2 separate regions of the Homo sapiens genome follow, and region 1 is linked to region 2. Evidence: chromatin contacts called from ENCODE Hi-C or POLR2A ChIA-PET data. All regions are on one chromosome and are shown on one strand. The core of a region is the stretch at or near the end of the contact, and the rest is flanking DNA. Distances in the headings are between cores, read along the strand shown. Region 1 holds the start of NDUFA6 (NADH:ubiquinone oxidoreductase subunit A6). Region 2 overlaps SREBF2 (sterol regulatory element binding transcription factor 2).

Region 1 (4,515 bases), core at 1,567-4,066, 230 kb after region 2:
ACATGAGCCGGGCATGGTGGTGGGTGCCTGTAATCCCAGCTACTCGGGAGACTGAGGCAGGAGAATCACTTGAACCCGGGAGGTGGAGGGTGCAGTGAGCTGAGATGGGCCACTGCATTCCAGCCTGGGTGACAGAGTGAGACTGTGTCTCAAAAAAAAAAAAAAAAAAAGGCTGGGCGCGGTGGCTCACGCCTGTAATCCCAGCACTTTGGGAGGCCGAGGCGGGTGGATCATGAGGTCAGGAGATCGAGACCATCCTGGCTAACAAGGTGAAACCCCGTCTCTACTAAAAATACAAAAAATTAGCCGGGCGCGGTGGCGGGCGCCTGTAGTCCCAGCTACTCAGGAGGCTGAGGCAGGAGAATGGCGTGAACCCGGGAAGCGGAGCTTGCAGTGAGCCGAGATTGCGCCACTGCAGTCCGCAGTCCGGCCTGGGCGACAGAGCGAGACTCCGTCTCAAAAAAAATAATTATTATTTTATTAGCTGGGCGCGGTGGCTCACGCCTGTAATCCCAGCACTTTGGGAGGCCAAGGCAGGTGGATCACCTGAGGTCAGGAGTTCAAGACAGCCTGGCCAACATGGTGAAACCCCGTTTCTACTAAAAATACAAAAGTTAGCCAGGTGTGGTGGCACGCAACTATAATCCCAGCTACTCGGGAGGCTGAGGCATGGGGAAATCACTTGAACCCGGGAGGTGGAGGTTGCAGTGAGCCAAGATCGCGCCATTGCCCTCCAGCCTGGGAGACAAGAGCGAGACTCTGTCTCAAAAAAAAAAAAAAAAAAAAAAGTGAGTTATCATTACTGTTTTTTTCATTAAATACTTAAAATTTTACTTTTGTTTTTTATTAATGCTCAGGCTGTTCTAAGTTCTCAACACTATTACTTATTCCCCTTCCTTGATTTGATTCCTCAGCTGGAGTCCTGATGATGGATACCATAAAACCCGTGTGGCACAGGTTTGAGTAACTGGCCAGCTACAGATCACTGATCTTCCCCATAGGGATGCATACTCCTTGACCCCTTCTTTTCTCTCCTCTTCCCTTGCTTTCTAGGCTCCTGTAGCCCTCTGCCTTCTTTTCCTCCTCTCAAGACCCTTCTGACTTTGGGACTTTCTTCCCAAAACAGAATTTGAGGGAAGGTCTTGGGAGGGGTCGGTTTAGAAAGAGCTGGATCCTCAGAGTCAGGATACCTGGGTTCTGTCTTCTACTTGGCCACTGATTTACCCTTCACAAGCCACCCTTTTTGAATGTGGTCCTCCTTCCCCCAGCACCTTCCTCCTGCAACCAGAGAGGGTTCTGGGTACTCCTAGAAGTATTCTGCCAGGCAAACATTATGTTTTCAAACTGCTGAATTTGAATGCACCACCCCGAAACACACACACACACACACACACACACACTGCTACAGTCACTCCCCACACACATCTTTTATCTGCCTGCCCCTGAAGGCATCTGAATTTGCAGTCCCTGAACCAGCAGATCACTCAAGTTTCTCCTTCTCTAGTATCGCGTGGGTTTAAGTTCTGGTCAGTAGCAATTTTTCCAAAAGTCAGCTTGAAGACAGGGACTCTGTGGAGCAGACACAGTTCTCATATGTCAAAGAACCGGGTTCTGCTTGGAAGCTGCTGCTAAGGAAAGCCCTATAAATAACAAAAATAACAACAAAAACAACGGCAGCAGCTAATATTTAATGAGTTAAATATGCATCAAGTCCTGTTCTAAGCACTCTAGATATTTTAACTTAATACAGTAACCTTCTGAAGAAGGAATTATTATTCCCATTTTAAAGATGAAGAAACTGAGGAATAGATGAAATAACTGGCCCAAGGTCACACAGCTAGTTGAGGGCAGCGCCTGAAGAAAAGTCCGTGCTCCTAACCACCACATTCTACCGCCTTTTCACACACACAAGCAGGGACTCGACAGCCCTGAGGAGTGGCACCGTGCTCCAGCTCACTCAAAAACACCTCTTTCTCGCACTTTGGGAGGCCGAGACGGGCGGATCACGAGGTCAGGAGATCGAGACCATTCTGGCTAACACGGTGAAATCCCGTCTCTACTAAAAATACAAAAAAAAATGGCCGGCGTGGTGGCGGGCGCCTGTAATCCCAGCTATTCGGGAGGCTGAGGCTGAGGCAGGAGAATGACGTGAATCCGGGAGGCGGAGCTTGCAGTGAGCCGAGATCGCACCACTGCACTCCAGCCTGAGCGACACAGCGAGACTCTGTCACAAACAAAAAAATCCAACGGGCATCTATAATTACACTCTGCAACTCTAGACTTTGGGTTCTGGGTACAACAGTGGCTCGGCCTGGGCCCTGGGCACATCACTTCACCTCTCGGTGCCTCCGCTGCCTCACCCACAAAGTGAGTGTGTCACTGACAGTCATCGTCCTCCCGCCAATTGCGAAGGACAAAAGAGACCAAAGCTCCGATAGCACGTACGAATGCTAGGCACGGCCGGTCTGACCACCGCGCCGCCGCCAGGTCCGGCCCATGGTAGGCTCGGGTGACCCTCTTCCCCTGAAGCACCCGCAGTCGCCTCTGCCCAAGTTGGTGACCTCAGCTGGGCCCATGAGAAACCCCGGCCGGGCCGGCTACGACCTTGAGCGGCGGCCTCCGGGTCCCCACGTAAGCCGCTACCTCTCACCAGTGTTCGGCACCTCCCGATACCAGGCGCGGTAGAGCTCGCGCACCCTCCGCTTGGCCTCGTTCATGTCCCGACTGAAAATGGGCTTCACGAAGGTGCTGGCGGTAGAAGTAGCTTGGCGGACGCCGCTCCCCGCCATCTTGCCAAAGCATCCACTCCACAACCCCACCCCTTTGCAAGCAGCGCGTGCGGACCGCGGGCGAATGTCTTTTCCCATTGGCTAAGGAGGAACGCCCCGCCTGTATGCTGGGTGGGCGGGAGGATGACTCTGAGGCTCTCGGATTGGCTGGGAAGCCTCTCTCTGGCTGAGCGAACGGTGGGTGCTGCGCATGCTCATCTACAGAAACGCCGCTTGGCCTTTGGACTACACCATCTGTCGCTCGCTCTAACGAGCCGGCGTTGCCGCCAGGGGACGCTCGGGCCGCAGGAGGTCGCTGGGTCGTGAGCTGGCGCCGGGGACGCCGAGCGACTGCGGGGTTTCCCTCAGCGTCCTGCTATCCGGCTGCCCGCCGCGCTCCTTGGTAGTGTCCGTGGGCGCGCAGGCCTTGAAGAACCTCCTCGTGGCGGGACCCCGAGGTAACTGCTGAGGCAGATAATGGCGCCTGGGCTGCGGTGGGGCTTGTCCTGCCGCCTGGCGGCTTTCTGCAGGGCCAGGATATACTTACTTTTCTGTAAACCAACTCTTCCTTAGCGCAGGAGAGGTGTCAAAGAGCTGGCGCGTCTCCAGAGCCCCGGGAGGAAGGCTGTAACGGCAGCCCCATCGTAGACAGGGACATTCGCATCCCGAGCCCTGGATCTCTGAAAACCAGCCCAGAATTTGGAAGCTGGAAGGAACTTTAGATCGTCCATTCTGAGTGTCTCTCTTCGCTGGCGTTTTCCCACTGAGGTTATGTAAACATGAAGAGGAGCCTACAAGTGTCAAGGAAAAAACGACAGCTAACCACAGGGCAGGCCATGGGCAAGATATCTCAGTGTTCTCCGCTCTCATAGGTCAGGTAGGTACCTCAGCATCCCCATTTTACAGGTGAGGAAACTGAGATGGCCCAGAGTCTAGGTCACCTGACAGATCGCCCCCACCTGCCTGACTGCTGCCTAAGAGGCTCCGTCTTTTTCTGAAGGTGTAGTTGACAGGAGCCTGTGAGTATTGGGGAAGGGCCAGGGGCCGGGGCTGAGCATCTACTCCAAACTTTCCCATTTCGAAGGGTTAAAAAACCAGATATACTTTTTTTCTTCCTTATTATCTTCTAAAATGTATATATATATTCAAGTGAGCTATACAAAAGAAAGCACGTAACATATATAAATTATAAAGCATAATAATAAAATGGAAGCTTTTGAACCTCAGTACTGACTTAAGAAGTTGTAACACAGTTAAGGTTTGTATAAAGTGTCCTTAGATGTCCTTAGTAGCCACTGTTCTCTAGTTCTCTAGGTACATTAACTTGGCTAGGCTTCACAACACACCAGTGAGATTGTGTTGATATACCCTTTTTTTTTTTTTTTTTTGAGACAGAGTGAGACTCACCTAGGCTGGACTGCAATGGTGCAATCTCGGCTCACTGCAACCTCCGCCTCTCATGTTCAAGCCATTCTCCTGCCTCAGCTTTCCGAATCGCTGGGATTACAGGTGCGCACCACCATGCATGGCTAATGCTTGTATTTTAGTAGAGACGGGGTTTTGCTATGTTGGCCAGGCTGGTCTCAAACTCCTGACTTCAGGTGATCCACCCACCTCAGCCTCCCAAAGTGCTGGGATTACAGGTGTGAGCCACTGCCCCCGGCTGATATACTCATTTTATAGATGAGAAAACTGAGGCACAAAGAGACTAAGTTACTTTACAGCATTGGGGTTGAAGCCCAGGCAG
Region 2 (4,329 bases), core at 1,551-4,050:
AGGTTCAAGCGATCCTCCCATCTTAGCCTCCCGTGTAGCTGGACCAACAGGCATGTGCAGCATTAAAAAAAAAAAAAAAACTTACTATGTGTAATATAGCAAAGTTTTTTAAAAGTTAAAAACATAGCCTTGAACTAAAACATCATGAGCACATGTCAGAAATTTATTAACATTGTTAATGAAGATAACAGGATGACAAATGGATCAAAGGAGACTGCAAGAAACTGATATTTACATAGAAAAAAGAATGCAGGAATAAGATTGCAAATTTAAATACAAAACTAGGGCCAGATTCCGTGGTTCATGCCTGTAATCTCAGGACTTTGGGAGACTGAGGCGAGTGGATCACTTGAGGTCAGGAGCTGAAGACCAGCCTAGCCAACATGGTTAAATTAAACTTCGTCTACTAAAAATACAAAAATTAGCTGGGTGTGGTGGCGGGCACCTGTAGTCCCAGCTACTTGGGAGACTGAGGCGGGAGAATTGAAACTGGGAAGTGGAGGTTGCAGTGAGCCAAGATTGTGCCACTGCACTCCAGCCTGGGTGACAGAGCGAGACTCTGGCTCAAAAAAAACGCAAAACTAGTTAATGTCCTACAGTGCAATGAAAACAAAAGCTTAAAGGTTTTCTTTTCTACCAGACAGAAATGATTTTAACTTAACAATTTTCTGCAGGCTAACATCTAACTTTACAGAATGGGAGCCTTAATCGGTAGTAAATAGAAAGTCAAACAAGGTGATGGTTCCATAGAGCATCAGATAACTTTTAGGCAGGCAGCTTAGACAGTGCTGTAGTATAACTTTTTTTTTTTTTTTTTGAGTCAGGGGTCTTGCTCTGTTGTTCCAGGCTTGAGTACAGTGGTACAGTCGTGGCTCACTGCAGCCTTGAACTCTGGCCTCAAGTGATCCTCCCACCTCAGCCTCCCAAGTAGCTGGGACTACAGGCATGTGCCACGAGGCCTGACCAAGTTTTTTTATTTTTTAGAGAGATGGGGTCTCACTATTTTGTCCAGGCTGGAATGCAGTAGCATGATCATGCCTCACTGCAGCCTCAAACTCCTGGCCTTAAGTGATCCTCCTGCCTTAGCCTCCTGAGTAACTGGAATTTTAGTATAACTTTAAAGAGGCATATAACGTTTTTTTTTGGTCTTATTTCCAAGTTTTAGTTAATTTTTCTTTCCTGTTTTCTTGAGACATGGTCTTGGTCTGTCACCCAGGTTGGAGTACAGTGGCACAAACTCTGCTCACTGCAACCTTCACCTCCCAGGCTTAAGCAATCCTCCCACCTCAGCCTGCCGAGTAGCTGGGCCTACAGGTGCGTGCCACCATGCCCCCTGCTAAAGTTTGTATTTTTTGTAGAGATGGAGTCTCGCTATGTTGCCCAAGCTGGTCTCAAACTCCTGAACTTGAGCGATCTGGCCACCTCAGCCTCTCAAAGTGCTGGGATTACAGGCATGTGCCACCACACCTGGCCAATAATTTTCTTTAACAAAATAAATCACAATTGAGTTCAAGAACTAAAAGATGACTAGATCATCTGAGGTGGAAAAGAGTCCCTGGTAAAAGTAATTTTAAATAGTTTTGAAGTAGAATTGTGAAATTCAGAGTTTGGAGAAAGGAAGAGGGTGGTCACAAGTAGAAAAGAGAAGACATGGCACTTACATTCAAAGAAAGATTGCCCTACCCCACCCCTCAAAGGCATGTGCAGAAGAGGGAGTGAGTACTTTTCCAGGGTGGATGATGAACTAAAGTGGGTGGGAAGTGAAAACCTTTGGAACAGAAGGGAGCAGTTCATAGGAAGCTTGGAAGCTTGTGTTAAAGAATTTGATTTGATTAAGGGCCGGGCACGGTGGCTTATGCCTATAATCCCAGCACTTTGGGAGGCTGAGGCAGGTGGATCACCTAAGGTCAGGAGTTCAAGACCAGCCTGGCCAACACGAAGTCTCTACTAAAAATACAAAAATTAGCTGGGCGTGGTGGCAGGCGGCTGTAATCCCGGCTACATGGGAGGCTGAGACAGGAGAGTTGCTTGAACCTGGGAGACAGAAGTTGCAGTGAGCTGAGATCATGCCACTGCACTCCAGCCTGGGCAACAGAGCAAGACTCTGTCTCAAAAAAAAAAAAAAAAGAATTTGATTTGATTTAAAAGGCTGTTGGATGAACAAGATACTCAAAGAAGATGTTCGTCACTGGGTAGGAGGCTATGGTTGAAATTAAGGCAGAGTGTGGACGGGAGTGAAGAGGTAAATCCATGATGCTAAGGAAGGAGACTTGAGTGAACTTAAGGCAGGAGGAAAAAGAAAGAGCAATGGAAAGTGGAGCTGCAGATCCCTCTCCTGTTCAAACTATGAGAGCTGGCTCAGGTCCCCTGCTATAGTGGGCCAGAAAAGCCTGGACTTCCACTGCTTTTTCCTGCAGAGCTGAGTCCCTCCAGGGCTGCCATGAGAGGCGGGGAGAGAGAGCACTAGACAGAGAAGACCAGAAGACCATTTGAGAATTCCTTTGGGTTTCCTTCATGATTCCTTTTTCTTCTCATTCTGAATTGTTTTATTTTATTATGTAATATTCGGTATATGCAAAGGAATATATGACACCTTTGTGTGTATTACAAAACAAGCATTTGAGAATCCGCACCTCTCCACCCAATTTTTCTTTGTGGTTTCTTTGCCAGTAAAAGAGTTCACTCATCTGTTGCTTAAAATATAGGATGCTTGAGTCACCAGCTTGCCATCCTGTGTCATTCAACACCTCCTCCAGACTCTTCGCAGGAAGGTGACCCAGAAACCCCTTGAAGGACATGATACCGTCCCTGTGCTCTGATGTGCCCCCTGGTGTTTGAGTGGAGTGATTTTTAGATAGCGGTTTGCCTGTTAAAACCTTCCCTTTGTTCCCTATATTATTGCTTGCATTTTAGGGCTTCTCAGTTGAAGGATGTGGTTGAAAGAGCCCAGTTCCTCAGCTGCTCCTCTGGGTGACTAGAGTGTGGGTAACTGATGTTTTAGGTCCTGGAGAAAGCAGTGATGATCACAAATAGTAGAATGGAGAAATGGTTATCTCATATTGATCTTCAGGTTTGTTACTAGTCTACATTTGGTTTTTTAAATAATTATTAGAAAAAAACATTGTGGGTGGGGAGATAGGATCATTATGATGAAACAGTTCTGTACATTCAATCAGGATACTTGTTGGGAATTAGATTTTGCATTTACCTCCCTCACTGGTGTGGTCCATCTCATTTTCAGTGGCCTACACACATCACACACCATTATTATTTCCATGTTCTTGTACTTGTTGGGCAGCTCTAATATGAAAGATAAAATGAACGAAAAGTACAAATGAAGAAAGTTTAGGTGACTATTCCTCTGATCTTGAGGATGAGGGTTTTTCTTAAGCGTTACACAGAAGCCATGTAATTTCACTATACAATGTAAAAATGGTGTATAGTCAGTTCTGCTATAGTTCATCATGTGCATTTCTAAAAATCATGCCATGCGAAATCATGCAGTAAAAAACACGGAGTGGGCATGTTGGCTCATGCTTGTAATCAGGAGGCTAAGGTGGGAGGATCGCATGAGGCAGGGAGTTCAAGACCAGCCTGGGCAACAAAGCAAGACCCAGTCTCTCTTACAAATAAAAAATAAAAATTATCTGGACATGGTGGTGTGTGCCTGTACTCCCAGCTACCCAAGAGGCTGCAGTGGAGGATCCCTTAAGCCCAGGAGGTAGAGGCCACAGTGAGCTATGATCACATCACTGCACTCCAGCCTGGGTGACAGAGTAAGACCCTGTCTCTAAAACAGAAACCCAGAACTTACTGTGAAATGGAGGGTTAAGGATCACAACAATAAAAAATCTCATAGGTGACCAAAAAAAGGAAAAGATTTATTTTTTAAAAAAGATAGGGACCTGCCGGGCACAGTGGCTCACACCTGTAATCCCAGCACTTTGGAAGGCTGAGGCGGGTGGATCACGAGGTCAGGGGTTCGAGACCAGCCTGACCAACATGGTGAAACCCCGTCTCTACTGGGCGTGGTGGCGGGCGCCTGTAATCCCAGCTACTCAGGAGGCTGAGGCAGGAGAAGTGCTTGAACCCAGGAGGTGGAGGTTGCAGTGAGCCGAGATCCCGCCACTGCACTCCAGCCTGGGCGACAGAGCAAGACTCCGTCTCAAAAAAAAAAAAAAAAGTGGGGGGACCTAATAAAACAGTCACACAGTTTTATAGACCAGAAAAACTAAGAAATATATAAATACCACAATGAAAAGGCACTTTGGCTTGAAAAACACCTGAGGTTTGCTTGTGGGAAGTAAGTGTCATTAGGTTACAGCTTGG

What was found. A loop is a pair of places that touch in the nucleus more often than their neighbours do. ChIA-PET counts read pairs that join two places held with the same protein, here RNA polymerase II (POLR2A). Pooled maps may share reads with other maps.
Region 1: a pooled map shows a loop between it and region 2 (8-fold over the local background). The contact joins the promoter of NDUFA6 here to the enhancer-like site in region 2. A Hi-C loop is called at or near these places in 8 of 50 pooled maps. POLR2A ChIA-PET finds 5 or more read pairs at or near these places in 4 of 52 experiments (activated CD4-positive, alpha-beta T cell, activated CD4-positive, alpha-beta memory T cell, activated T-cell and 1 more).

What each region holds. Positions count from the first base shown.
Region 1 is chr22:42,087,956-42,092,470 of GRCh38, forward strand. It overlaps NDUFA6 (NADH:ubiquinone oxidoreductase subunit A6), which reads right to left and starts at 2,817. Exons shown (of 3, transcript NM_002490.6): 1 at 2,651-2,817. The coding sequence starts at 2,789. It overlaps NDUFA6-DT (NDUFA6 divergent transcript), which reads left to right and starts at 2,978. Exons shown (of 5, transcript NR_034118.2): 1 at 2,978-3,226; 2 at 3,342-3,645; 3 at 4,164-4,277.
Region 2 is chr22:41,854,956-41,859,284 of GRCh38, forward strand. All of the region lies in intron 1 of SREBF2 (sterol regulatory element binding transcription factor 2), which reads left to right. Among named protein-coding and RNA genes, the nearest start is that of SREBF2-AS1, 22 kb to the left of the region's middle. Within about 2 kb of position 2,801, at least 9 of the 41 ENCODE cell types and tissues checked have a DNase peak (open chromatin) inside an H3K27ac peak, as active enhancers do.